Linked DNA regions of Homo sapiens: region 2 is linked to region 1. A link is an interaction called in ENCODE POLR2A ChIA-PET data of the cell type or tissue named here. Cell type or tissue: Panc1. All regions are shown on one strand. Links, peaks and the distances in the headings refer to the core of each region. The heading gives the core; the rest is flanking DNA. Region 1 overlaps STRN (striatin). Region 2 overlaps HEATR5B (HEAT repeat containing 5B).

Region 1 (15,570 bases), core at 2,529-10,528:
CCGCCTCCTGGGTTCAAGCAATTCTCCTGCCTCAGCCTCCCGAGTAGCTGGGACTACAGACGCCCGCCACCATGCCCTGCTAATTTTTTGTATTTTTGGTAGAGATGGGGTTTCACTGTGTCAGCTAGGATGGTCTCTATCTGACCTCGTGATCCGCCCGCCTCAGCCTCCCAAGTGTTGGGATTAGAGGCGTGAGCTACCACACCCAGCCTATATTTCTTTTTATTTTGTTTGGGACTTCATTAGACTCCTTGAATTTGTGGATTGGCTTCTCATTAGTTCTGCAGATTTCTCAGTTGCTATCTTGTTAGGTTTGTCCTCGATTGCATTTTCCTTTCTTCTCCTTTTGGGTTTTTGATTACATGATCTTAGGGCTTCTCCATTATCTGCTCTGTATTTTCCATCTTTTTATCTCTCCATGCTTTATTCTCGATAATTTATTCTGACTTATTTTCCAGTCTGTGAATGACATATCTTCCACTCCATTAATTTTCTCTTCAGTTGAGTCTGATTTGTTAAAACCATCCACTGAATTTTTAGTTTTGGTTATTGTTGAAGTTCATTTTGGTTTCTTTTCAAATCTGCTCGGTCATTTCTTAAAAAAATATTGTTCTGTTCTCTGCAGGTATTTTCAGTGTCATCTTTAATTCTTTAAACATAGTAAGTAGTTATTTTTTAGTTAGTGTCTTTGCGTTTCCTTTATCTGAGGTCTTAGAGGTGCCTTTGTGTGGTCTGTTGTCTCTGCTGGTTCTTGTTCATGACGACGTGTTCCCTTGTATCCTTAGTTTACCTTTGTGTGCCGCCTGCTGTCCTTGAAAAACTGTGAGACTAGACAGGCACGGTGGCTCATGCTTGTAATACCAGCACTTTGGGAGGCTGAGGCGGGCAGATCACCTGAGGTCCGGAGTTCAAGACCAGCTTGGCCAACATGGTGAAACCCCGTCTCTACTAAAAATATAAAAATTAGCCAGGTGTGTTGGCACATGCTTGTAATCCCAGTTTCTCAGGAGGCTGAGGCAGGAGAATCACTTGAACCCAGGAGGCGGAGCTTGCAGTGAGCCAAGATCGCGCCACTGTACTCCAGCCTGGGCAACAGAGTGAGACTGTCTCAAAAAAAAAAAAAAAAAAAAAATTAGCTGGGCGTCGTGATGGGCGCCTGTAATCCCAGCTACTCGGGGGGCTGAGGCAGGAGAATCACCTGAACCTGGGAGGCAGAGGTTGCAGTGAGCCGAGATTGCACCACTGCAATCCAGCCTGGGCAACAGAGACTCCACCTCAAAAAAAAAAAAAAAAAAAAAAAAAAAAGACAAAAAGAAGAACTATGAGACTAATCTGAGCTCTCAAATAAAGGTATCTTCTTCAGAAAGGTTTTTTTTTGTTTGTTTTTTGTTTTTTACATTTCCTTCTGGTAGATGTCTAGAGTTATTACCAGTCTGGGGCCACTTTATTTTTTATTTTTATTTTTTGAGATGGTCTTACTGTCACCCAGGCTGGAGTGCAGTGGTGTGATCTTGGCTTACTGCAACCTCTGCCTTCCAGGTTCCAGCGATTCTTGTGCCTCAGCCTCCGGAGTGGCTGGGACTATAGGTGTGCACCACCACGCCTGGCTAATTTTTGTATTTTTAGTAGAGACGAGGTTTTGCCATGTTGGCCAGGCTTGTCTTGAACCCCTGGCCTCAAGTGATCTGCCCGCCTCCGCCTCCCAAAGTGCTGGAATTACAGACGTGAGCCACTGCCAGGCCTGGAATCACTTTAAAGTAAATGCATTACTTAAGATGTTTGGGCCACCCAGCTGATGTGAATTTTGGTTGTGAATACATTTGAGGGCCAATATACTTCTGTTTTGTCTTTGCTTTGAAGACATAAGCCCTTTAGGGATCTAGCTAAATGTGAGGTATATCACCTATTAGACTGTCCACTCTGGAGGGGTAGGGTGTTTGATTTTTGCTCCTTGAGTCCTGCAAGGCTGTTTGTTGTGATTGGTCAATATCCTAAGGGCAAAAATGGCTTTTTGTTCCTTTACCTCACTGGGTTCCCATTTTCCCTTTTATTTTGGCCAGATAATTCCTTCCTATTTTTGTGTTGCTTTTAAGAAAATTGTGAAAATATTTTGTCCAGAATTTTTGGCTGCGTTCAGTAGAAGAATTGTTGTGGGGCACCATAACTGGAAACTGAATTCTCTTATTTTACTTTCAAAATCTGACAAATAAGAATGGCCCTACTAATTTTTGGGGGAGAAATAATGTTGACAGACAGCACTTCTTTATCAAGAGATGTGCCTATTTAGTCCTGAACTTTATTTCAAATCTACTTTTCTTTGAATGGTAAAGGGAGACCTACAGTTTTTCTCCAAAATCTTGATAACTGAAGCAGAGTTTAAAACAAACAAAACCCTTTGCTATGCAGTCAATGAAAGGTGTTTGAAAGTTCAGATAATCTGGATAGAGTCCCCTTTGCCCACCTGCTATCTCCTTGATGTCAGCTATACTTTTGATTTGCTAATGTGTGTAGCATCCAGGTTTCAATTCTGGGCCATTAGAAATAAAATTGTCCTTGGATCTTTGGCGTTTCTTGCCTCGGTGGCCAATCTGACAAAACAATCTGTTGACCATCATAATTGGACAGTTGAAAGTATGGGCCTCAGAGTCAGACATCTCTATCACTTTCATTTTACAATTTTTCTAGGCCTCATTTTTGTAAATGTGGGTGATAATATCCCTACTAAGCAGGATCGCTGTAAGGTTTAAAAAAGATAAATATGCAAAATATGTGATATATGATGGGTGTCCAGTAAGTGGTTTGCTTTTTTGTTGGTTGAGATTTCTATGGACAGAAGGCATTAGATTTATTATTTATATAAGTCCTATTGTAGAAGCCAAGAACCAGTTTCAGTGATCCGTTTATCATAGTAGCTACTTACATTCTCTTTGTCCTGTAAGTACAGGTTGAGCATCCCTAATCCAAAAACCCCAAATTCAAAATGCTTCAAAATCTAAATCTTTTTGAGTGCTGACATGATGTCACAAGTGGAAAAATCCATACCTGACCTCGTGTGGCAGGTTGCAGTGAAAAAGCAGGTGCTTTTTCAACAGAGTTTATTTAGTATCCCATAGGGAAAAGTAAAATTACGTTTAAACTGTGTGTATAGGGTATATATGAAACATAAATGAATTTTGTGTTTAGACTTGGGTCTCATCCCCAAGATATCTCATTAGGTATATGCAAATATTCCAAAATCTGAAATCTAAAACACTTCTGGTCCCGAGCATTTCATATAAGCGGTACTCAATCTGTAGTGGTTTGAGGACAGTGAGTTGTGTGTTGGAGGTAGGGGACAGGCTAGAGATGGCAGAAGTAAGTGGTGATAGCTTGTAGATATTAAGGACTGGACGTAGTAATCGAGGCAGATTTGGAGTTCAGAAAGGACGCTTGAGGCAAGAGAGAAATTGAGGAAGGGGTTAGAAGGGGAGAAGAGACAGAAGAAGGGAGGAGAGGGGTGGAAAGAGCAGAGGCAGAGGAGAAACTGCACACATTAACCTGTTCTTAACTCTACAAAGATGTCTTATCTGTATTTTTCATTTCGGCACTTATAATTCTAGAATTCTAGGGCTGACAGGGATACACACGCATGCATATGCACATATGCACACATGTGCACTGCCCTCCTCCCTCTCGATTTTCTTTCTTCATTAGACTAAGAATATTTTACCTCAGAGGGACCTTAGAATTTAAGTAATCTCATCCCCCGTTTCATCAATTAGGGCTAGAGAAAGGAAGTGACTTTTCTCAGGTCACTGTGTGAATTGGTTTAGTCTAGTTTAGAACCCATGAGTCCTAGTACCCAGGCCAGGGCATTGCTCTCTATACCATATCCTCTCCTTTTTTTGGTCCCTCACTCTGTGTAGCTGCTTCTGACCTGAAGGAGCCAAGTGAATTTTAATATTTAGATGATTAAGTATGGTTTGAATAGCTGTCATAATTTAAATTCTTATCACTGATTATTTGAAGTTTTTCTTCGAGTAGAATAATTTAGTGAAACGGTATAGTAAGAGGTTCAGGAAAGTCTTTAACAATTTGTGTTTCTCAGAAGTGTTTAACAGTGTAGTTCTTGGACTGGGCATGGTGGCTTATGCCTTTAATCCTAGCACTTTGGGAGGCTGAGGCTGGCGGACTGCCTGAAGTCAGGAGTTTGAGACCAGCCCAGCTAACATGGTGAAACCCCGTTTCTACTAAAAATACAAAAAATTAGCTGGGCGTTGTGGCACATGCCTGCAATCCCAGTTATTTGGGAGGCTGAGGCAGGGAGAATCGCTTGAACCCAGGAGGCAGAGGTTGCAGTGAGCCGAGATCACGCCATTTCACTCCACTCCAGCTTGGGCAACAAGAGTGAAACTCCATCTAAAAAAAAAAAAAAGTGGTTCTCTCATTTCCTTAAATACTTTTATTTTTTTGTGGGGAATACTGAAATAAAATCCTTATTTCATCTTAAAAAAATCTGCAAATTTGGAGCTCTTTTTTTTTTTTTTTTTCCCCTGTTTGAGACAGGGCTTTACTCTGTCGCCCAGGCTGGAGTACAATGGTGTAATCTCAACTCACTGCAACCTCTGCCTACTGGGTTCAAACAATTCTCCTGCCTCAGCCTCCCAAGTAGTTGGGATTACAGGCACCCATCACCACACCTAATTAATTTTTTGTATTTTTAGTAGAGACAGGGTTTTGCCATATTGGCCAGGCTGGTCTTGAACTCCTGGCCTCAAGTGATCCATCTGCCTCAGCCTCCCACAGTGCTGGGATTATAGGTGTGAGCCACCACGCCTGGCCAAATTTGGAGCTTTTTTAGCTTGCTCTGAGGGTAGCTTAACTAAGTTCTGTATATATATTTTAATATAGTTTGTTTATTGATCACATATCAAATATTGTGATCTTTGATATAGCAAAGATCAAGCACTTTGATTTGATTTTTAGGTTATTTTTAATTTTTATGTTATTTGGTTAACCTAAAAATTTGATTTTTAGTTTATTTTTAATTTTTATTTTAAAGAGACTGTGTCTCTCTTCTATTCTGCCCAGGCTGGAGTGCAGTGACTATTCATAGGCATGATCATAGTTCACTGCAGCCTCACACTCCTGGGCTCAGTTGATCCTCCTGCATCAGCCTCCAGAGTAGCTGGGATTACAGTCTTGACCCACTACATCTGATTATTAGTCTATTTTTAGGCTGTTTTACATATGCTATGTTAGAACAGAATAATATGTTAACTGTGTATTTGCTCTTATGCAGAAAGTTATTTGACAAAATAAGATCACTTTCTTGGTAGACTTAATGCTGTTTTTTCTTAAAGTACCTTGGCCTGGCACGGTGGCTCACGCCTGTAATCCCAGCACTTTGGGAGGCCGAGGTGGTTGGATCATGAGGTCAGGAGATCGAGACCATCCTGGCTAACATGGTGAAACCCTGTCTCTACTAAAAGTACAAAAAATTAGCCTGGTGTGGTGGCGGGTGCCTGTAGTCCCAGCTACTTGGGAGGCTGAGGCAGGAGAATGGTGTGAACCTGGGAGGCGGAGCTTGCAGTGAGCTGAGATTGTGCCACTGCACTCCAGCCTGGGTGACAGAGCAAGACTGCATTTCCAAAAAAAAAAAAAAAAAGGACCTTATCTGTATAAGATAATGGAATATTAGAATATTAGAAAACATTGATATGGAAGAAGGAAAATTTGTTACAGAATTGACTGGAAGCAGTATGGCAGAAGACAAAAGTAGTAGGTATTTTGTTTTGTAGATGAGATGGAGAGAAAAATAAGGGAATAGGAACCCTGGAATTAAGGTGAGCTGGGGAAGTATTGAATAAGGTTGGGTGAAATAGGTATTTTGGGTGTGGCAAATATGCATCACTCACCAGAAAGATTCAAGGAAAGGGCCGGGGGAATGTTTCATTACTGAACACACAGGTTTCATTAGCATTCATTTGAATGTGAGAGAAATCAGATCCAATACTGGTATATCTAGTTATGAGAAATAAACACCATGTCAAATTCCACAACGGTGATGCCAGTTTCACCTGATGGAAAATTACAGCCCATTCTGGGATTTGTTCCTTTTTTGTTTATACTTCCTAAATGAGAAGGTTAACCATTGAGCAAAAGAGCTTAAATTATAGGCACAACCAAAACCTGCTCCCTGAGGAATGTGGATTGGTGTAAAGCTGAAAGGAGGGAACAGGGAGGAGCCTGTGATCTGGGTCAGCGCACTTGCTGAACTTGAAAAGTAGAGTCAGCCAGGGGAGAAGGTATCCATGGCCCTAGTAATTCAACCCAGTACTTTATCTTTTGTTTCTTCTTTCTGTTCTTTATCTGCCAACATTAATAATAGTTTCATTTATTGAGCATTTTCTGTGTGCCAGGTACAATGCTAAGTGCTTTATATCTACAATCTATTTTAATCCTTGTAAAACTGTATGTGGTAGATATTAATCATTCCCAAATGCATAGGTGAGAAATTTGGGAAGAAAGGTTAAATAATTTGCTGTAGAAAAAGGCTGAGTGATGGGTCTGGGCATGGTAAGTAGAAGCAAATATTTTGGCTTTTTTTTTTTTTTTTTTCTCTCGTGCTTCAGGGTCACTGTGCAGGGCTGAAATGTTTTCTTCTCCCTTGTTTGCCTGGTGAATTTCTAATCATCTTTCAAGATTCCATTAATTCTGGGAAACCTGTCTGACTTCCAGGCACAAGGAAGCTTCGTGCTTCCCTAACAGCTTGTATTACAAAGCAGAAGCATTGTTATCCAGCACCATCCAGACTGGTGGTTGATCAGTTAATCCGAAAAGATGTTAAAATGGTATCTTAAAAAATTTGTTTCAGGTTAATAGTATATAGATGTATATAGTCCTTTCCCAATGTAAGACAGGCCTACCCACCCTTCACATTTTTGTTTCTTAGAATGCTAATTCGAGTTTTGTATTGTCATTCTTGAATAAGCCACAATTGTGTGTGTGTGTGCGTGCGTGTGTATTTTCGGGACGAAATTGTTCCACCTCACATCATCAGGCGTTAGATTCTTGGGAGTGCCGCACAACCTAGATCCTTCGCATGGGCTGTTCACAGTAGGATCCGTGCTCCTATGAGAATCAGCGTTGCCTCTGATCTGACAGGAAGCGGAGCTCAGCGGGTAATGCTGGCTTGCCTGCTGCTCACCTCCTGCTATGCCACCCAGTTCCTAACAGGCCATGGACCCATATCGGTCAGTGGCCCAGGGGTTGAGAACCCGTCCTATCTCATACTTGGTATATATTTGTTTCCTCAGTAGACTCTGAGTCACCTAAGGGCATTTTTATTTCTCTAAGGTCAGTAGAGTGACTGGCACATAGTAGCTGCCTAACAAGTGGTTCTTAAATGAATGAATCATATATTAGGTTACACTGTTACTCAATATGTATTAACATGTGTCTATATATGTATATCTTGTCTGTCAGCTAAATTGTGTCCTTAAGGGCAGGACCTGTGTTTCAGACATCTTTGATATTTACCATGTTTGTCATAAATTTAGTGAATGTACAGTATATTTTGGTTTTAGGCGAGCAGTGTATCTGTCCCTTTTGCTGCTTGCTAGTTCTGCCTTACAACTTCCACTGGAAAGAGCTTTTTAGTGCAGCAAATAGTGTCTGCATTTTATTGTATAAAGCATTGCCTGGGCCATACCAAATCATTTTGACAGAGGTCATTTCAGGGATGCCACAGGCTTCATAATTGCTACTTGATGCTAGTTGTAGCAAATTGCACTTGGGTTTTGGTAGTTGTGAGTATAGTGTTGTCTCCTTCCACCCCGCCTTGTGTGTTAATCACTGACTGCCAGGAAATCTCTTTGACATAACATCCTAAAAAGTTTTTGTTATCAGTAGGGCCCTGTAACATTTTTTTCCTTTTCTAAAGCCTATGCCTTCAAGTTTTTTACAAGTGTCTTATTCCTTCTAAATTGAGAACTAATTGAATATTTTTTCTTGTAGATAAATCTTATTTTAAATATCTAGTTATCATTACTTTGCATTCTCCTTTTCTGATTTTATGTTACATTACCAATATCTTATGATATTTAAACTTTTTTGAACTCTGCTTTTTAAAATAAATAATATAAATGCCTCAATTATCTGGAACTTACACTGAAACACTGTAATCTTGTCTCTGAGCCTGCTTCCCCTCAAAAAATTTAGATTTAGCTTTTCAGATGCTTATAGCTAGCCAAGTAAGTGAGAATAAACACAAAAAGGCTAAAATATGCAAGTTCCGGAGTTGTCAAAGCTTCATGTAAAATGTGTCATTGTGGAATTTAAAAAATTCTACGCTTTTTCATCAAGGTTTTTGGTTGGGGCATTAGACACTTCCTGAAATCTGGCATTCTCCTAGGCACTGGGGATACCATGGAGAAGAGGCAGATATGGTCTTGGCTCACATGGGGCATATAATCAAGCAGTAATTCTTAACCTTGGACAGACTTGAGTCCATTATGCCAATGGTCATCTCCACTTTGCCATGCCATTTTAGTTTTCCCTAAGTAAAAACTACGCCTGTAATCCTAGCACTTTGGGAGGCCAAGGCGGGTGGATCACCTGAGGTCAGGAGTTCGAGACCAGCCTGGCCAACATGGTGAAACCTCATCTCTACTAAAAATACAAACATTAGCTGGGCGTGATGGCGCGTGCCTGTAATCCCAGCTACTCAGGAGGCTGAGGCAGGAGAATCACTTGAACTTGAGAGACGGAGGTTGCGGTGAGCCGAGATCAAGCCACTGCACTCCAGTCTGGGTGATAGAGTGAGACTCAGTCTCAAAAAAAAAAAAAAAAAAAACAAAACCAAACCAACCAACCAGTAACAACAAAAGAAACCCCTTTCTCAGCTCCCTTATCTATTAGTATTGCCATCCTGTCCCTCATTCTCCTTCATTTTACTCTGAATTTCTCTGAACGACCACATTTACTACCTTCAGTTTTTTTTACTAGTCTCATCTCTCTCTCTGTTCCTTTGTTGTCTTTCTCTTTTTCTGCTTTTGGTTACTCATTTCTCAGTCTCTTGTGATCTTGCTTCTGATCTCTATTCAGATAATTGATTACCAAATTATATATTTTTTTCAGCAGTTACTCTGACTGAAGTCCTCTCACTCTACCTAATTCCTTTTCTTTGGATGATTTACAAAATTATCTCTAACTAGTCTTGATACTTTTTTGCAGTTAAAATTGTACATGTCCAGTTTTTGCTAATGTCTTCACCTGGATGACCTACTATAACTTGAAACTCGATCATCCTTTCTAAAATCCTTTTCCCAAACCCAGTTGACCCTTTTCCTCAGATCTAGCCCCCAGTTTACCCTTTCTAGAAACCTAGCCTCAGCTTTCACTCAACCTTTCACTTTCTTATAGTCACTCTTCTAGCCATGCATTAGGTTTGTAAAATACGTAGTTTAAAATCCATTTTTAATCATTTAATTACTAGTACTACTTCTTCCCTGGTTACCTCATCACCTCATATCTGGGTGACTAAAGTAGAAGTCTTCCCTAATATTTCACTTCTGGTTTCTCCCTTGGCCAAAGTAGTTTACATAGTATTGCCTCCCAGGCTTCTAAAAATTGATTTGTTTAACACATTCTTTTTATTTTTTATTTTTGCCTGTTATAGGTTTTAAATCTCTGCACGATTAGACTGTTTATATTTCCTACATATTAGAGCACAGTCATGAATTACTTAACAACAGGGATATGTTCTGAGAAATACCTAACGAGACAATTTCATTGTTGTGTGAACATGTAGAGTGTACTTACACAACCCTAGATGGTATAGCCTGCTACATACCTAGGCTATATGGCATAGCCTATTGCTCCTAGGCTGCAAACCTGTATAGCATGTTACTATATGGAATACTGTAGGCAGATGTAACACAAGACGAATATTTGTGTATCTAAACATATCCAAGCCATAAACGTAGAGAAGGTACAGCCAAATTATGGTATAACCTTATGGTTATAGTTATGGGACCACCATCATGTATATATGGTTAATCATTGACTGAAGTGTCATTGTTCAACACATGCCTGTACTCTTTCTAAACCAAAATAGTGTCATCTTGCTTTGTACATAAATCATACCTGCTTTTTTTGTCATTGCTCAAAAGGTTTATTCTGGAATGTCCTTCGACCACCTTGTAGATTTATATATTCTTTATTCAAATTTAGCTCAAGTCCCATTTCCAACACTAAGATATTTGGATACCCTCAGCTTTCATTGATGTTTCTTTTTTAGTACTTGTTTTGTCATTTGGCAATTAGGGTGTGCTACCTTGTACTGTTTTTTACTTGCTTCTTATAAATCTGTTCAGTCAATTTAACAAATATTTATTGAGCGTCTACTACATGCAAGTAACTGTTCTAGGAATTAGGGATATAGCAGTCAACAGCACAGACAATCTCTCATCTCTTTGGCAACTTCCTCTGTACCTTTAAAGACAAATATCTCCAACACCTATCACGGTATATGTTGTTAATGATGTTAAAATTGTGTCCAAATTAACAGAAGGCCAAATTTAACATTGAAGTCCAAATTTCTTGGCTAATAATGCAAGTAAAAAAAATAGATGATACCTTTTGGCTGATCTGAATACACTGATAACTGGCTGGACGCGGTGGATCATGCCTGTAATCCCAGCACTTTGAGAGGCCGAGGCGGGCGGATCACCTGAGGTCAGGAGTTGGAGACCAGCCTGGCCAACATGGTGAAACCCGTCTCTACTAAAGTACAAAAATTAGCTAGGTGTGGTGGCACATGCCTGTAATCCCAGCTACTCAGGTGGCTGAGGCAGGAGAATCACTTGAACCTGGGAGGCGGAGGTTGCAGTGAGCCCAGATCACATCACTTTACTCCAGCCTGGGCGACAGAGTGAGACTCTGTCACAAAAAAAAAAAAAAAAAAAAAAAAAAAAAAAAAAAAAAGAGTGCACTGATAATTATAGAGGAGAGGATGATCATTCTATAGGATGAGGGGAAATGTTTTGGAAGATGGTTATTTTGTTTTTGATTTAATAATTAATTTAAAAAAAATTAGCCAAAGTAGTACTGCCTTGGAAGATGTTACTTTAACTGCATACCCTTAGTGTCCCATGAAAATGAGACAAATAAGCAGAATGCAAATAAATAAATAGAAATATTTGAAAAAAATACTTACTGTCTTGGGATCAGTACTTACCTCAGTTTTCCACATGTCATCTTTAGTTCCATATCATCACAGAATGTTAAACTTTTTAATTTGTAGTTGAGGGAACTGAGGTTGCTCAGAAAAGTAACTTTAATAAGGTTGCATATATTTGTGAGAGAACCAGGAGTAGGAATTTCCCAACTCCCACTTGGTGCTTTCTCTGTCAAAGAACATCGAATTTTTGTAGAACACAGTTCTACATTGAATTTTGTAAAACACAGTTCAGTGATTTTATATATATATATATATAATATATATGTAAATAATATATATGTTCCCGAGTTATCAAGAAAAATTGAGTTATATTCACTGGCTTTTTTTGTAATAAAGGTAGGAATTTGTAGGTTAAGATTTAATATACTTAGTGGTTAAATGAATTAATTTATCTTGAATATTTTTACATATATCTAGCATTTTATAGTATTTACTTTGTGATGTCTTTTGTTTTCAGACTGTTTGAATAAAAATTTTGACATTTCGATTTAATTTTGTGTATTTTTAGCAGGAAGTGAATATTGTGATAGTTGAAACTCAGGTAGTTATTAGTAAAAGTTTGTTTTACTAAAACTTGTCCTTCCTAGTTAAGGAATTTATTTATATTGACTTTTAAAAAAATGTCTTTCTGGCCAGGTGTGGTGGCTCATGCCTGTAATCCCAGAACTTTGGGAGGCCGAGGCAGGCAGATCATGAATTCAGGAGATGGAGACCATCCTGGCTAACATGGTAAAACCCTGTCTCTACTAAAAATACAAAAAAATTAGCCAGGCCTGGTGGCACGTGCCTGTAGTCCCTGCTACTCAGGAGGCTCAGGAAGGAGAATCACTTGAACCTGGGAGGTGGAGGTTGCAGTGAGCCGAAATCTCACCACTGCACTCCAGCCTAGGTGACAGAGCTAGAATCCGTCTCAAAAAAAAAAAGAAATTTTTGTAAGTTTGGTATAATGTGAAATAAGGAAAGATTTGGAAAATGAATCATTGACTAGAAACTATCAACTTTTTTACAAAAAAGAAACAGTTTTAGTTCTTATTTGGAATTGAGTTAAATTTAGATTTTTAGAAACTGTCTAAATTTTACGTTAGAAGAAATGATTTATTTAAAATAAAAATACATGTATATACAAAAACACAGGATATACAGAGACATATGAAGTAGAAAGTACCCTAGCCTCTCTCCATTCCTTTTTACAAACCTACTGTTTAGAGAGAAATTCTATTAACAATTTAGTGTATACCACATTTTCTGTATACACACACACACGTGGGATTTTTATTGAGCTTGCGCTTACCTTGGTAATAATTGGGATGTTTACATTTCAAGTCTTCTCAAACAAGATTTTTCTTAATTCCTTAAGTAGAGATATCCTATACTTAAATACCTAGGAATAAAGTAAATAATTTGTAGGTTTTATTACTAGTGTGAGTGGGATCTTTTTTCCATTTTATCTCTTAACTGGTTATTTCCAACACATGGGAAAGCTCTGCTGCTGTGTGCAAAGTCATTTGGTCACCTTGCAGAAATACTTTATTATTTCTCTCTTTTATTTTTCTTTCTCATATTTGGATGTTTTAGGTAGAAAAAAATCAACTGGAAATATTTCTGGTATTTATACCTCTCTTTTTCTAGTATTTTCCAGTATTTATACTGGAAAAAATCAACTGGAAATATTTAGGTAGAAAAAAATCAACTGGAAATATTTCCGGTATTTATACCTCTCTTTTTCTAGTATTTTCCAGTATTTATACCTCTCTTTTTCTAGTATTTTCCAGTATTTATACCTGTCTTTTTCTAGTATTGGCTATTAACTCTAGAGCTTTGTATCATGATGGTCATGCTACAGGGTTTTTCCTTAAAAAAAAAGTTTATTTTAAAGTTACATGAAAACTGTATAACTGTTAAGTGTAGTATTTATCATTGCTTTCTAAGAATTACTATGTGGCATGTTAAAAATGTTTCTAGTTTTCTAAGAGATGTTAAAACTAGTAGATGTTGAATTTCGTGAATTGATTTTTTGCGTCTAAGATAATATGTTGTTTTTTCTCATTTAACTAACTAATGAAATCAAGTTGGTCCTGTAGTATTTCTCTTTTGATACACTGCTGTATTTGTTTTGTTAATATTTTATTTAGGATTTTTACTTCTGCATTCTTTTTTTTTTCTGAGACAGTCTTGCACTGTCGCCCGGGCTGGAGTGCAGTGTTGCGATCTTGGCTCACTGCAACTCTGCCTCTTGGTTCAAGCGATTCTCTTGCCTCAGCCTCCTGAGTAGCTGGGATTACAGATGCATGCCACCACACCCAGCTAATTTTTTGTATTTTTAGTTGAGACGGAGTTTCACTACGTTAGCCAGGCTGGTCTCAAACTCCTGACCTCATGATCCGCCTGCCGCGGCCTCCCAAAGTGCTGGGATTACAGGCGCGAGCCACCATGCCTGACCTCTGCATTCTTAAATATAAAGTCATTATGTATTTTTGATAATGTTATTTTGAACTCAGGTACAGAGAATTAAGTTCTCCTAGTTAGACATCGCTTGGTCTGCACATGGTCCCTCTGTTGTTTAATTTACTTACCCATTTTTATCTCTATTCCTCTCATATTTATTTCCCTTCTTTTAAAAAAGTATCTTTATAAAATATCGTTGTTTTTCCTACACGTTTTTTATTTATAAAAATCCAATTGTCCCATTTTTCTCTTTTTTTAAAAAGATCCAGCTGTGATGTTTTATGTATATTAAATCCATTACTTTTAACTGTTTGATCATTTCTTTGACATATTACTAAATATTGGAATTGCTGGTTTGTTGGCTATATATACACTTGATTTGACTAAGTACTGCACATTGCTTTCCAGAATGACTGCTCTGGTCTACGTTCCCATTTGCAGTATGTGATCCCATATTGCTGCTAACACTTGGCATTATCTAGCATTCTACTTCTTGCTAGTCTGATAAATTTAAAGTTATATCTCCTACTTATATTAATTTGCATTTCTCTGATTACGACTGAATTTAAGCATCTCTTCCATAGTATGTTAGCCTTTTGGGTTTCCTCCTCTCTGAACTGCTTGCTTCTATCCTTTGTATTCCATCTAAGGAGCATGGAATGTCTTTCTGTCCATTTATTGAAATCTTCTGCTATGTATATTTACAAATAGGAACAGTTTTCTTTTTTTGTTCTATAATTTATTTTTGGCAATTTTTCAGGTTAGTGTTACAGTTTTAACAGAAAACAATGATAATTTTATTAAAGATAAATCTATACTTGTAAGTTAAATGAAGTCATTGGGATTTGTGTTTCTACTAGGAACATTACTTAAAATAACAGACATGGGCTTATGTAATGGATTTAATTTTTAAAGGATATATTTTCTGTGTCTTATTCTCTTACACATTATTTTGTTTGTGTGCGCAAAAACTTCAATTGTTTATATGAGATTACCAAATATCCTGAAAACTCTTGGAACTGCAGCCATATATTTCCTTCTACCTATGAGGAGTGCCCACCTTGATGGCAAAATCAACAGTGTATGAACTTAGATATCAGTCTTTCCTTCTTTATAACGTTTTTTCGTTATATCTGCATTGCTTTTGTATATTAAGAGAAAAACAACTTAATAAAAATTTAACTCTAACATCTGTATTTTCAACTGTCTGTTAGTGTGTATATATATGTTTTAAGTATGAGTTTTTTTGTTTGTTTTTTTGAGATAGCGTTTCACTCTTGTTGCCCAGGTTGGAGTGCAATGGCGAGATCTTGGCTCACTGAAACCTCTGCCTCCTGAGTTCAAGCAATTCTCCTGCCCCAGCCTCCCAAGTAGCTGGGATTACAGGTGCCCGCCACCACGTCCAGCTAATTTTGTTTGTATTTTTAATGGAGACGGGGTTTCACCATGTTGGCCAGGCTGGTCTCGAACTCCTGACCTCAGGTGATCCACCCACCTCTGCCTCTTAAAGTGCTAGGATTATAGGTGTGAGCCACTGTGCTCGGCCAAGTTTGTTTTAAACTGTTTTGGTTTTTTTTGAGACAGAGTCTCGTTCTGTCGTCCATGCTGGAGTGCAGTGTCAGGATCTCGGCTCACTGCAACCTCTGCCTCCCAGGTTCAAGTGATTCTCCTGCCTCAGCCTCCCCAGTAGCTGGGACTACAGGAGTGTGCCACCACGCCCAGCTAATTTTTTCTATTTTTAGTAGAGATGGGGTTTCACTGTGTTAGCCGGGATGGTCTTGATCTCCTGACCTCGTGATTCTCCCGCCTCAGCCTCCCGAAGTGCTGGGATTACAAGTGTGAGCCACTGTGCCTGGCCTATTTTAACTGTTTTATGTCTTCTGTTTTTGTGTGACAGTGAA
Region 2 (15,570 bases), core at 3,111-11,110, 100 kb before region 1:
TTTAAAAGAGATGAAAATATGAGGGAAAATTTCATACCCTAAGTGAAAACCAGCAGTGTGATTTTAGAAGAGTGGTAAAGTCACATTTAATTGGTATTGTTAGTGCTGCTTTTCTGGGGTAACCCTTAATGTGTTTCACTCTTAAGTAGTGTGACAAATCTGCATTGTAGGCAAAATTTAACATTGTACATAGTACAAAAATACCTATTATTGTGATGGGGTATGTTCATATTTTAGTTCATATGTTTAGCTGCTGCTGTAAAAAGTGTGTGCATATATGTACTACAAAGTTATGACACAGATCTAAGCATCTATCTGTTGGAAATTATACTTTGACCTACTTTTCTTTTCTGAAGAAAACAAAAAGTTGCAACTCATTTCCAGAAGTTTATGTTAAGTATGTTCAGTGGTATGTTAAATGAATTTTTTAGCAATGTAAATATAGATTCCTAGGTCTGAATATATTGCCTTTCCATGAAACTAAATTAACCACATAAATTGCCCCCAAAACTAAGGAATATGTATCTGTATGTGTGTGTGAGTGGGTATATTTGTTTATATACATATGTATATGAAAAAGACCTCATAGAATGTGTCTCAGATATATTTTATTGATAATATGCAATCCACCATTCTCAATACAGTTGGGTTATCCTTTAAAAATTGCTTTTTGTGTATTTTATGTTTGGATTCTAAAAATATTGACAGTTTAAGGTGAATTTTGTTATGCTTTGATCTATATTTTAATCAGTGAATAAAGGTTGAAAATAATGTAATTTTAGAGATAAAAATAGAGTGAAATAACAGATATTGTTAAACATCAGTATTTTACTCTATTTTCATCTCTAAAATTACATAAAGTTTGTGTTGGGCTCATTTTGCTTGACACTTGTTTGTAAGGTATGTTACATATACATGGTTTTGTATTCTCATTTTCTTGGCTAGGACCATCTGTCGTTCGTTACCATCTGCCCAAGATGTTGTTATTGTGGCGAAATGTTTTCCCACGTTCCTTAAAGGAATTGGAAGCTGAGAAGGCCCGAGGCGATTCTTTTACCTGGCAGGTAACTTTGGAAGGTCGTGCTGGAGCTCTATGTGGTAAGAACTGAAAGGATTGTGCTTCACAATATTATGACATAACTAAAATATTTGTAAAGTAAAAGAAAAATCACTATTTTATAGTTTTTTATTTTACTAGGTAATGATAAATTCATAGGCTTTTAGATTTAAATAGAAACTTTATAAATGATCCACTTCAGTTTGCTAATTTTGTAATAAAAATGAAACCCAGACTCTGAAAAAGTGTTTAGACCTGGTGGTTAGACAGGAACTAGAACCCAGGCCTCTTATTCCCACTTGTTGCTATCTTACCTGTCAAAGAAGCACTGAGTCACCATGTATAAAAAAAAGAAAAAATACCCAACAGCTATTTAAAGAAAAAGAAACTCAGGATTACCAAAGTTATTGGCATTTGCAGTTAGTCTTTTCATAATGGAGAAACAGCTGTTTTTTCACATCCTTATCAAATCTCCAAACCTTCATATATTTTTCAGATATCAACATTACAAAAATAACGGATACAGTTGTTTTTGTCTGGGAGTTAACAGCTTACAGGAAACGCTCAGGTTTTGTTTCGTTTGATAACTAGAATGACATTGGATGTACCAGTTCTTTTTTGGTTTATCTCAGAGTGAAAACTACTTCTTTTTCCAAACTGGGAGAGAGATACATGTTTCACCACAAGGGCAGCCAGGCAAGGGGGCACCTTTACTCTCACACATCTAGGAGGTGTTTTAGTCTAGGCTCTATTGCTAAGGGGCCAATAAAAATATTTTTTTCTCACTGGACCATTTTTGTTTATATACATATATATTTACACAAATATATGTAAAAATTCAAAATGCAAAAATATATGTAGTGGCCGGGTGCTGTGGCTCATGCCTGTAATCCCAGCACTTTGGGAAGCCAAGGCGGGTGGATCACTCTCAGGAGTTCTAGACCAGCCTGACCAATATGGTGAAACCTTGTCTCTACTAAAGATACAAAAATTAGCCAGGCGTGCTGGTGCTTGCCTGTAGTCCCAGCTACTCAGGAGATTGAGTCAGGAGAATTGCTTGAACCTAGGACGTGGAGGTTGCAGTGAGCCGAGATTCCGCCACTGCACTCCAGCCTGGTTGACAGAGTGAGACTCTCTCAAAAAAAAAAAAAAAAAAATATATATATATATATATACACACACACACACACACACACACACACACACACACACACATATACATATATATCTGTAAAAGTTGCAAAAATATATTTAATATATGTAAAAATTTCATGTAAATTTTAAGGCATTGTTTATACACATAAATGTATATGTGTATAAACAATGCCTTAAAATTTCTTTCTTTGTAGTCATCTGAATTCCTATGGGATCATAGTCCTCTGAATTTCCACCCGAAGAATCTCTCTAACCAGTACCTTCTCTTCCTCCATTTTTCTATCCACCTTTTTTCTAGCCTTTTCCACGATTTTTCTTTGTAGTTGTTGCAAGTTTTTCTTTTGGTTCGACATGGTTTCAGAACCTTATACGTTATAATAATTAAGTATTACAACTGCCTTTATATTTATACAATTTTATAAATTAATTCATGTTCACAAAAGCTACTCCAAATCTGTCCTTTTAAACATTTTATCTAGCCATGAGGAGCTTCGTTGCACATTGTCCTGAGCTACTAACTGAAGATGTGATTCGAAAATTGATGACCCCTATTGAATGTGCCATGACTATGATGTCACAGTAAGTAAGCGATTGAGACAAGTTCACATCCTATTTTATATATTAATAATATACTTCTCAGCCATATTTTGTGCTTTCTTCTAGAATCATCTAGGAAACATAAAACTTTATTTTTGTAATATAACTTTAAAAATTACAGCAATGGTGTGGATTGAAATACAGTTGTATCTTAAAGTGTTTTTGTTACAGCAAAGATCACAACATAAGCTAAAATGAAAGTGTATACTTATCAGTGTAGTTTGGCAGTACATTGATACATTGCTAAAAAAATTTATAAGTAATACTTATTCTGGTAAGCCATTACCAACTATGTTTTTGATATTTTAGCATTCCATCTGTAATGAAAGCCCATGGAGCTCATCTGAAAGCTAGTGCTGCAATGGTCCGTTTAAGACTTTATGATATCTTGGCTTTGTTACCTCCAAAAACTTATGAAGGTAAATTAAAAATTTGTGGTATCTGATAAAAATTTTTCTTTACAATTCTTCACCGTATTATAGAGTCTTGACAAAGGCTCTCCCACTGACTTACTGTGCAAAGGAAGGCCACCATTTTATTTTTCTTCATGTAGAGTAGCTGATACTTGTTGACTCCTTACTGTGTTCTGGGTCTCGTTTTCAGCCTTTTGTATTAGCTTTTTGACTGTGTTGCAACTTATGAGGCCTTTAGCCCTATTTTATAGATGAAGAATCTCAGATTGAGAGACTTAAAGAAACTTAACTTACCCAAGACTTAGAGGTAGTTAAGTGGCAGAGCTTGGATTCAAATCTAGCTGGTTTATCTTCAAAGTGTGCACTTTTGATTAATACACTGAAATGCTTCCTATATACTGTAATATAGCAAATAATTCGAGGATCTGGAGGGAGAAATCAAATATTATGTAAAATATTAATAGTAAAATAAACTATTGATTTCTTTCCAGTATAATCATGCCAAAGAATTTTGGTGTGCTGTGGTTCATTGTACATTATTGGGCAATAAATAATAATAATCATATCACATTTAATATATTTAAAATAAAGTATCTTTGTTTGTGTGTGTCTTTCAGACAGGGTCTTGCTGTGTTGCAGAGGTTTGTCTCAATCTCTTGGGCTCAAGCAATCCTCCTGCCTCAGCCTGCTGAGTAGCTGGGACTACAAGCATGCTATGGCACCCGCCTCTCTTTCCTCTATTTGAGTTTTTTGGTTATTTTAAATAATTTGGGCTAAAAGACACAATACAATATATGAAAGGAAGTACCATTATTGTATATTAAAACCAGCATTTAAATATAGATTTTTTTTAAAGAAGAGAACAGAGACTTAATTATTTTATTCCTGTTGAACATGTTGCAGCTCTTTGTGGGCAATGATTATAATTTTCACAAAAATTATTCTTTTTAATCTGATCTGAAGTTCTGTTTTTTAGGATCTTTTAATGCACTTCTTAGAGAACTGGTAGCGGAATTCACTTTGACTGACAACTCAGCCAACACAACTACTTCCCTCCTCAGATCCCTCTGCCATTATGATGATAGTGTTCTTCTTGGTTCTTGGCTTCAGGAAACTGATCATAAATCAATTGAAGACCAGGTAATAAACATAGAGGAAAATGAAATACTAACTTAATCTGAAACAATGGTCCTATTACACATTGTCACTTAAAAAGAAAATAGTGTATAGAAAGGTTTAATCCCCATTTAGTGTTCTTAGACACTTAAAGATGGCATCCTGGTGGTAGATAGTGAAAAAAGTTAAACAGGAAGAGTGAGAATTTGGCAAATTGTCTTTATTTAATATTCTGTGTATTTAGATACCTTGTGGTGGCTGTGATAAAGATCAGTTTTAACTGGCTTTTTGGTTATTGGTATTTTGTTTTGTTTTAGTTTGTTTTGTTTTGTGACAGGTTGGAGAGGAATGAGTTAGTAGGTTGAAGATTTAGAACTTTTGCCCACTGAATACATTATTTCTTATGTACTTTTTAAAGAGTGATTAAAGCCCCATTTAAAATAATTGTGGGATTAAGATCTTGTGTATATTGTTCACGCAATAAGGTGGGTGGTGTAAATATGTTTTCGAATGAATAAAGCTTTTCTTAAAATTTGTATAAGGTGTTACTGATGATTTTTTAATGACCAAATTACATTTTGGTCTGTTTTCAAATGTTCGGATCCAATCATTCTTTTTTTGTTGCCTTTTCTCCTTTCTCCTCTGCTGTAATCCTCATTCCCAATGTTTAATAAGTAGATTTCCTAAAGTAGATTTTGAATAATTTTTATTTCACTCTTTTGCAGCTCCAGCCAAACAGTGCCTCTGGAAGTGGGGCTCTGGAGCATGATCCTTCCTCTATTTATTTACGCATACCTGCTGGAGAAGCAGTACCTGGTCCCCTCCCTCTCGGAGTCTCAGTCATTGATGCTTCTGTGGCCCTTTTTGGTGTAGTGTTTCCTCATGTTTCTTATAAACACCGGTTAGTATAAAGTCAATCAGGTAATTTTTGTTAAATATATATTATGTTAAACGAAAAGTAGATTTTCTCATCCCAGTTAACTCTGCAATAAAGTGAGTTATTATAATACTTAAAACAGTACTCTTACAGATTTACTAATGTAAGTGACAGATACATGATAAAAAAATTGCATGCAAATTGCACATAATTTGAGACTTTATGTAAGATTTGACCCTGTGTACTAGCATCTGATATCTGTTGTATTGTGGACTGTATTTTATAACAAAATTTTCATTATATATGCTAGAATGACAACTGTTGGCAAAAAAAAAAATGCATTATAATAGTTTGTTTGATAGTTCATACATAGGTTTTGACTATATCTTAAATTAAGGACATCAGTTTGCTAAGCCTGTTGACTTTGTTGTTGAGGAAGTAAATGGATGAAAATTCCAATCACTAATAACGTTTGTGAGATGGTTCAAGTCTAGAACTTGGAAACTAACATAATTGGTTCTTTTTGTAATAGAAGCATTTTGGTTTGGTATATTCTGTATCCACAGACACTATTCCTAGCTTTAGTAGGCAGTTTGTATATTGTGATTTTCCCAAAAGGAAAACAGAAATGAATTAATACAAGACCATCACAGATAACTTAAAAGCTTTACAAAATTAAAATGCCTTAAAAGTATTGTTGGGTCTGGTGTGGTGGCTTATGTCTGCAATCCCAGCGCTTTGGGAGGCTAAGGCAAGAGAATTGCTTGAGGCAAGGAGTTTCAGACCAGCCTGGGAAACATAGTGAGACACTCATCTCTACAAAAATTACAAAATAAAAAATGTCTTTAATATGTAGGTTGCTTGATTAATTGCTTTTTAATTTGAGGAGAAAAAAGTTTAAATATGAAACTTTACCCAAATATCTTTAAGAACATTTGGTTGCCACATAAATGTTAAATGATGTTAAAGGTGGAAGAATCTTATAAAGCATCTATTTCAACATTTTGGTTTTAAATCTTAAGGACATCCATATCTAAGAGTTTGGTTTACCCAAGGTTATACAACTAGTTATGAAAGCTATAACTGAAATCCAGGATTATCTCAATTCTGTATGATCACTTTTACAGAATAAGATGAAGTATAAATAAATAAATTCTATTAAAAATATAAACATATAATAAATAACATAAATATTCAACAGTAGGAGGATAAGTGAATAAATAATAGAAAGTCCATTTTTGTAGAGACAGTGTTTTGATAGAAGATGCTCATGATACAATGTTAAATTAAAAAGGTAAAAAGCAAGAAGTGATCCTACTTTGGTTTTCAACCAGCAGGCTGTGCGGCTTAATATATTTACTGCTGTTCTTAGTGCACAAAAGGTACTTACTTACTTTTAAGAATTTTTTAAAGTACATCAAAATGTGCATGTATACACGTACATCTGAATCTGTATCTTCATATGAGTTTTGAATAATGCTTTGACCTGAGACCTGAGACCTGTAGACTAGTATAAATTGAGCTTTAAATCCTTACAGCGACCTCAGGGAGATTTTATTACCAACTTGAGGTCATAATTGTCTTAGTACTAAATCCAACTTCCTTGGATTCCTTTGTTTCACATCATTTCTTTTTAGAAGAATGCTCTCTCACTCTCTTTTTATCAAAATCTTCTGAAATGGGCCGGGCGTTGTGGCTCACACCTGTTATCCCAGCACTTCGGGAGGCAAAGGTGGGCAGATCACCTGAGGTCAGGAGTTTGAGACCAGCCTGGCCAACATGGTAAAATCCTTCTCTACTAAAAATACAAAATTAGCTGGGTGTAGTGGCGAACACCTGTAGTCCCAGCTACTCGGGAGGCTGAGGCAGGAGAATCATATGAACCCAGGAGGCAGAGGTTGCAGGGAGGCAAGATTGCACCATTGCACTCCAGCCTGGGCAACAAGAGCGAAACTCAGTCTCAAAAAAAAAAAAAAAAAAAAATGCAGAGCACAGTGGCTCACGCCTGTAATCCCAGCACTTTGGGAGGCCGAGGTGGGCAGATCACCTGAGGTCGGGAGTTCGAGACCAGCCTGACCAACATGGAGAAACCCAGTCTCTACTAAAAATACAAAATTAGCCAGGCGTGGTGGCGCATGCTACTCGGGAGGCTGAGGCAGGAGAATCACTTGAACCTGGGAGGTGGAGATTGTGGTGAGCCGAGATCGCGCCATTGCACTCCAGCCTGGGCAACAAGAGCGAAACTCCATCTCAAAAAAAAAAAAAAAAAAACAGAGAAATCATCTAAGATGGCCATGGATTTTTTTTTTTTAATAAACTGATTCTTTTTTATTAATATAAAAAACAATTCACTTCTGGTTTTTTACATTTAAAAAAATTAGCCAAAGCTAAATCTTTTTTGAACTTTCCCAAAAGCTTCTGAGGCTAGGACATGAGGTACTATTCTAAGAGTATTTTTAAAATAGGAAAAAGAATTATACTACATTTAAAATTTTCTAACTTAAAAATCTTCCACGGAGATACATAATTAATGATTGTTATCTTTGCAAGAAACCTTGAGCGTCTACTAGATGCCAGGCGCTTTGTTGGACAGTGCTGTTAATGTTGAAGACCACTGCAATTGTGACCTTATTTTGTTAATTGAAACTCTTTTCTTGTTCCATTTAATAACCGCATGTCCATATAATATTTTGGGAGAAGGAGATCTGGTTTGGACTAGCTGTGGGAATGAAATAGAAAAGAGATAGCATGGGGAATTATTTGCTAAACAATTAACTTGTACTCTTCTTATCCGTTTTTGAGCCATATTGGAATAAAATTTGTCACTAATGTGATTTTTTTTTCTTATTGTTATAGATTACAAATGTTGGATCACTTTGCTGAATGTGTTAAACAAGCTAAAGGTGTCCGCCAGCAGGCTGTGCAGCTTAACATATTTACTGCTGTTCTTAGTGCACTAAAGGTATTTACTTTTAATACATACTATTCTGAAATAAGTTTTTAATTAATGCATTTAATAAGCCAGACATAGCAAGATTATTATAATGTTTATATGTAAATCACTTGGTAACTGTGCCTTTACGTTAGCTTAGTTAAATTACTTGAAACTTTATGTTAGGCTCAGTGTAGTTAAATAAATGTTTTATATTTTAATGTTGTTAAAGTTTATGTTTCAATTTGAACTTCAGATTTTACAAGTGCCAATAAATTCTTTCAGAATTTTCAAAGATGTTTGACGAATGAAATCGGATATTCTACTGAAGGTTAACTAAATAGAGCTGAAGCTTGATCTGTGGTTTAGGCCACAAATCATGTGAGGCAGTGTTACATAATTGAAAGAATGCTGCATTTAGAGATTGCGTTCTCATTAAGCTACTCTAGGTTTGTGTCCAGAGTAATTTCTTTAAACTTTTTTAACCTTTTTCGAGTTGTAGTTTCTACAGGTATGAAGAAGAATACAGTAGTCCCTTCCTTATCTGCAGTTTTGCTTTCTGCAGTTTCAATTACCAATGGTCAACTGTGATTTGAAAATATTAAATGGAAATTTCCCGAAATAATTTATAAGTTTTCAATTGTGCAACATTCTGAGTAGCATGATAAAATCTTGTACTGTCCTGTTCCATCTTGCCCTGTCCTGCCTAGGATGAGAATCATCTCTTTGTCCAGTGATTCCACACTTTCTACCCTACCTGTCTGTTAGTCACTTGGTCACCATCTGTCTCAGTTATCAGATGGGCTGCTGCAGTGTGGCAGCACCTATGTTCAGATAACCCTTGTTTTACTTCATACTGGCCCCAAAGTGCAAAAGTAGTGATTCTGGCAATTTGGATATGCCAAAGGGAAGCTGTAAAGTGCTTCCTTTAAGTGAAGAAGAGAAAGTTCTCAACTTAAGAAGGCAAGAAATAATATCATATGCCAAAGTTGCTGAGATCTACAGGAAGAACAAATCTTCTGTCTGAAATCATGAAGAAGGAAAAAGGAATTTGTGTTAGTTTTGCTGTCCCATCGCAAATTACAAAAATCATGGCCATGGTATGTGATAAGTGCCTAGTTAAAATTGAAAAGGCATTAAGTTTGTGAGTAGAAGGCATGAACAGAAACAAGTTCCCATTGACAGCAATCAGGTTCCTAATCCCATGGTTCAGACATCCAAGGTGGGCCTTGGAATGTGTCCCCTGTGGAAAAGAGGGGACCACTGTTACAAATAGTTTGCCTATCTCACAGGATTCGCGCATCATACTAGGCACTCTATCATAAAGTGTTTGAATACTTTTTATATTATTCAGTGCTAAGCTTATTTTAAAATAAAATGGTAGCAAATATGTGTTTGCATGAACATGTCTTAGGTCATGCTTAAGTCATATTTTGTAAACATCAGGGAAAAAGGATATATATAGGCATTGATTATAGAAATAAGGGTTTGGGGCTGGGCGTGGTGGCTTATGCCTGTAATCCCAGCACTTTGGGAGGCCGAGGCGGGGGGATCACCTGAGGTCAGGAGTTTGAGACCAGCCTGGCCAACATGATGAAACTCCATCTCTACTAAAAATACAAAAATTAGCCAGGCGTGGTGTCAGGTGCCTGTAATCCCAGCTACTGGGGAGGCTGAGGCAGGAGAATCACTTGAACCTGGGAGGCAGAGGTTGCAATGAGCCGAGATCATGCCATTGCACTCCAGCCTGGGGGACAGAGCAAGACTCTGTCTCAGAAAAAAGAAAAAAAAAAGAAGAAGAAATACAGGTTTGGACCATTTATATAACCATTAGTATGTACTCTGAGGAGACCATCAACTAATTTGGACCTGTGAGTTTTTTAGAAAAGGAGTGGGGTGGTCGTGGTCTCCTTCAGTGATTGGGAGAGTAGTGAACCAACTGTAATATTGCTGTACAGATTACACTTTTCTTCATAGATATGCTAATGCCTCTGTTGTAGTTAACATTTTCCCCATGCAATGTGACATAGATTTTTGGTCTCAAATAAATAAATAAAGTTCCAGGATGGTAAGTACAGCTAGAACAAAGAGAGTGACATTTAATATGATGAGCAAACTACTTCAACATTCAGTTACTAATTACTATTTTTACCTTTTTTTTTTTTTTTTTTTTTTTTGAGATGGAGTTTCGCCCTGTTGCCAGGCTGGAGTGCAGTGGCGTGATCTCAGCTCACTGCAACTTCCACCTCCCAGGTTCAAGCGATTCTCCTGCCTCAGCCTCCCGAGTAGCTGAGATTATAGGCACGCGCCATCATGCCCAGCTAATTTTTGTATTTTTAGCAGAGACGGGGTTTCACCATGTTGGCCAGGATGGTCTCAATCTCCTGACCTCATGATCTACCCACCTCAGCTTCCCAAAGTGCTGGGATTACAGGCGTGAGCCACTGCACCCGGCCACCTCATTTGTTAGTTTATTTATTTTTTTTGGAGACGGAGTCTCACTCTGTCGCCAGGCTGGAGTGCAGTGGTGTGATGTTGGCTCACTGCAGTCTCATCTCTGCCTCCCGGATTCAAGTGATTCTCCTGCCTAAGTCTGCTGAGTAGCTGGGATTACAGGCATGTGCAACCACACCCAGCTAATTTTTTTTGTATTTTTAGTAGAGATGGGTTTTCACCATGTTGGCCAGGATGGTCTTGATCTCCTGATGTCATGATCTCCCCGCCTTGGCCTCCCAAAGTCGGGGATTACAGGCCTAGGCCACCGCGCCTCGCCTCATTTTGTTTTTAGATGTATGTTGATTATACTGTTTAAGTCATATAATTGTCTTCTGTGAAATTTTTATATAAACTATTCAGTTTCATATTCATCAAGAGTATGAAATACTCTTCCAAATATCCTCTTTCCAAATATTTGCCATTGATTCTGAAATTATTTTTTTGTTAAAGATTTCTTAAAAGATAGAACCAATCCATTTAATGGTTTGTGCTCTGTTTCATAACAGGTGAAATAGGAGAATGTTTCCTTAGAGTGATAAATTTCAATCAGTTAAATAATGGTTGATTTAGTAATACAGTGTCCTTAATATATGGAAGTAACTTTTAAGTACTAGTCTTTGAATAGAGACACTCCCCGCAAGTGTCTCTTAGGGCCAGTCAGACTATGGCTGTGTTATAGATCACGTTCTGAAATCGTATTTAGGAAAGTAATTACCGTGAATTGAACAGTTACAGATTCTAGACATTAGTATATACATGTGAAAACTGGTTGAAGAAAATAACTTATGAAGATGTATGTATATTTTAGAAAGATTGCAGCATGTATTTTTCCTTTATTTAATATGAATTGCGAGGCCAGGTGCGCCTGTAATCCCAGCATGTTAGGAGGCTCAGGCAGGAGGATTGCTTGAGCTCAGGAGTTTGAGACCAGCCTGGGAAACTTAGTAAGACCCTGTCTCTACAAAAACTTTTTAAAAATTAGCCCAGCAGGGTGGCATGCGCCTATAGTCCCAGCTACTCAGGAGGCTGAGCTGGGAGGATTGCTTGAGCTCAGAAGGTCGAGGCTGTAGTGAGCAGTGATTGTGCCATTGCACTCCAGCCTGGGCAAGGGAGCAAGACCTTGCCTTAAAAAAAAAATAATAATAATGAATTATGAATTGCTGTCTTTTTTTTTTTTTTTTTTTTAATGTAGGGCTTAGCTGAAAACAAAAGTACTTTAGGACCTGAGGAAGTTCGTAAATCTGCCCTGACACTGGTTATGGGTCCTCTGGACAACCCAAACCCCATCTTACGTTGTGCAGCGGGGGAAGCTCTTGGAAGAATGGCTCAGGTGGTTGGAGAAGCAACTTTTATTGCTAGAATGGCCCAATATAGCTTTGACAAGTAAGTGGGTTTCTTTACTAACAAGTTTCATGTGTAGGCAAAGATGTCTTTTAAATAATAATCAACTGGAGTTTATGTTTTCCACATGGTATACAGCATGTGATAATATTTTGTGGGTTTTTTGTAATGATCTCAATTTTTAATTTAGCAGTTGATTCAACTCTAGAATCTGGGAAAGTTGTAATATGTTAGATACTTTCTGCGTGGAGAGGGCTTCTAATCCAGCTCTTGAATGTTGCTTAATGAAATCAAGAAAAATGTTAATAAGGACTTCTCTGTTATGTGTATTCACTGAAGAGGTGCTCTGACGTCATTTTCTCTCCTCCCTCCCTTTCCTTGTCCCTCTTTATTCTTTCTGTTAATTATCCACTTTTTGGAATAAGCCATTCTTTTTCTAACTGCTGCCAAGTTTATCTCTTAAATTATGACTGAAACAGAATAGTTAAGCATCAGGTTTTAAGGATTCACTTATATATTAATTATAAAGAGTGATCTCAGAGACCCAAATAAGTATCATTAAGATGATGAGTTGCAGTTATTAGTGATGTTTCATTAAGATGATGAGTTGCAGTTATTAGTGACTATTGACTTGTTAATCAAGTGCATAAGTAGAGAAATTAAAAATCAAGGGTTGTCAAGAACTGACACTTGTGTTATGTAAATTATATCATTCTTAGCTATCATATATATAGAGTATTAAATATAGCAAACTATGTCATGGTCATTAACAAAAGAGTATGAAGCAGTGGCTATGAAGTAGTAGTTCTGAAGAAAATGTATTTTCTGAATTATTGCCTATCTGTAAATAGCTTTCCTTGTCTTGACTTGTAAATGGCAATTTGATTCGTTATTTGGTAATGCCCTAATGCACTAAGGATAGTATGAGCAGGCAAAAGACAGTTAAAATATAACCAGACACTTAATCTTCTGCAGAATGATTGCTGCTATTTTCTAGCAATAGATTAGTTTTCCTCTTTCCAAATATTTGCCATTGATTATGAAATAGCTTTTTATTAAATATTTATTAAAAGATAGTAACAATCTTAGTTATCCATTTAATGGTTTGTGCTCTGTTCATAACAGGTGAAGTAGGAGTATGTTTCTTTAGAAAGCTCTTGAAGGGTAATTTTTTTTTTTAATTACAAGGAGTTTTAGTTTATGTGTCCTTGGCTGGGCGCGTTATCTTTTGCCTATAATCCCAGCACTTTGGGAGCCTGAGGTGGGTGGATCACTTGAGCCCAAGAATTCTGGATCAGCCTGGGCAACATGGTGAAACCCTGTCTCTACAAAACATACAGAAATTAGCTGGGCATGGTTGAATATACCTATCGTCCCATCTACTTGGGAGGCTGAGATGGGAGGATCGCTTGAGCCTGGGAGGTGGAGGTTGCAGTGAGCCAAGATCATGCCATTACTGTCCAGCTTGGGTGACAGAGCGAAACTCTGTCTCAAAAAAAAAAAAAACAATGTGTCCTCAATATCTGTAGGGTACTGTATTTATTTTGTACTTTGATGAAACACAAGGACATTTCATTTATTTATACCTGTCCAATTTAGTTGTTTGCAAGTATCATCAGTGCTTGCCTTCATTATCTTTTTCAAATCCTTATGATCTGAAATAATTATTACGAAGATTTTGTTACCCATTTTTTCACATTTTATTTAAAACTGGGATTTTTCTGAAATTCTGTATGAAATGTCATAATATTTGGCAGCATTTTAATTCTTTTATACTGCTATGTAAAGTAATGGTACATTTTTTAAAACGATGGTGTCTTAGATTTGGCAGAATCTGGCTGTATTTTGGAAAAACTTCAGTCTTTCACAGCCTCATTATATTAGACTGTTTTCATCAACATCATCTCTTCTGATATAATATCTGACTGTGAAATGCTAAAATCATCTATAGCTACAGGTCCGTCTTGTATATTTGCACATTGAAATCTTATACTAACTTAGCATTAAGACAGAAATTCACAGAAATTAAGACAGGAATCATTCTGTAAACCATTCTAGGTTAATAGGGAGTACCTTCAATTGCTTAAGACCCAGTTTGGATAAAAATAAAAATCTTTGATAGTTGAATTTATTTCCATTCAATTGAAAGTCACTTTGAGACCTCTGAGAAATGTATATTCTTATATCTAAGATTATTTACTGTGAAGAGATGATTATCACTGTGAACATTGATTCTGCTTTAGGTTCACTAACCTGTTACTTTTTGAGAAATAATAACACAAAGGTAACTTTCTAATCTGTGTAATGTTTTAGAATTCACAGATTGCATTTATTCTTAACTTCTTTATTCCTCAAAACAACTGCTCTTTAGGAATAATAATAATTTCACTTAGAGAAATGGAGGCTTAGAGAGGTAAAGATTACTTATCCAAGGATATAATATGTTAGAAATAATGTTACAGATAGACCTACTTCACTTCATTCATTGCTACATTTATTTATTTATTTTTTTTTTTTGAGATGGGATCCTGCTGTGTTGCCCAGGCTGGTCTCAAACTCCTTGGCTAAAGCAGCCCTCTCACCTCAGCCTCTTGAGTAGTTGGGATTACAGGAGGGAGACACCACACCCAGCTTCTTTTTTTTTTTTTTTTTTTTTTTTGAGGTGGAGTCTGGTTCTGTTGCAGATGTGCAATCTTGGCTCACTGCAACCTCCACCTCCCAGGTTCAAGTGATTCTCCTTCCTTAGCCTCCCGTGTAGCTGGGATTACAGGTGCAGGCCACCATGCCCAGCTAATTCTTGTATTTTTAGTAGAGACAACGTTTCACCATGTTGGCCAGGGTAGTCTCGAACTCCTGACCTTAGGTGATCAACCTGCCTCGGCCTCCCAAAGTGCTGGGATTACAACCGTGAGCCACTGCACCCAGCCTGCCACATTTCTTAACATCTGTTCTGTGACAGCACTTAGAATTTTCTTTAGTTTGCAGTAGGCAAACTGGCCAACTAGAGTCTTGGGGATGATTATTCGTCTCTCAATATTTTTTTTTTTTTTTTTTTGAGACAGAGTTTCCCTGTTGCTGCCCAGGCTGGAGTGCAGTGGTGCAATCTCAGCTCACTGCAACCTCCACCTGCCGGGTTCAAGTGATTCTTGTGCCTCAGCCTCCCAAGTAGCTGGGATTACAGGTGCCTGCCACCACGCCCGGCTAATTTTTATATTTTTAGTAGAGATGGAGTTTCGCCATGTTGGCCAGGCTGGTCTCAAACTCCTGACTTCAAATGATCCACCCACCTTGGCCTCCCAAAATGCTGCGATTACAGACATGAGCCAGTGCGCCTGGCCCATCTCTTGACTTTTAATGAGGTTGCCAGAAGTCTGGTTGTGGATAGCTTATTAAGAGTTTTAATAAAGTTTTGAAAATACAACCAAATTGCTTTTTAGGCTGCTTTGTTAATTTAGGTGCATTGTTCCTAGTAGTATTTTGTTCTGTTTTCTAATAGTAATTGACTGTATTGGTGCATGATTATGAGTCATAGTATTTTATGGCTTAAAAAAGTATTTCTTCATAGCTTCTTTTATTTGATCCTTTC

What was found. Peaks named below come from ENCODE experiments on the same cell type or tissue, not always from the same donor. Only the 100,000 strongest peaks of a DNase experiment are listed, where the experiment ranks them.
Region 2: POLR2A ChIA-PET joins it to region 1 with 10 read pairs; 4 of 35 experiments call an interaction of 5 or more read pairs at or near these places.

What each region holds. Positions count from the first base shown.
Region 1 is chr2:36,943,480-36,959,049 of GRCh38, reverse strand. All of the region lies in intron 1 of STRN (striatin), which reads left to right. Among named protein-coding and RNA genes, the nearest start is that of STRN, 15 kb to the left of the region's middle. In Panc1, for the core only: no CTCF peak of the experiment used is centred there; a DNase peak (open chromatin) is centred at 7,344.
Region 2 is chr2:37,046,109-37,061,678 of GRCh38, reverse strand. It overlaps HEATR5B (HEAT repeat containing 5B), which reads left to right. Exons shown (of 36, transcript NM_019024.3): 12 at 946-1,098; 13 at 2,692-2,791; 14 at 3,119-3,228; 15 at 4,199-4,362; 16 at 5,064-5,239; 17 at 8,072-8,177; 18 at 11,836-12,026. Among named protein-coding and RNA genes, the nearest start is that of HEATR5B, 30 kb to the left of the region's middle. In Panc1, for the core only: no CTCF peak of the experiment used is centred there; no DNase peak of the experiment used is centred there.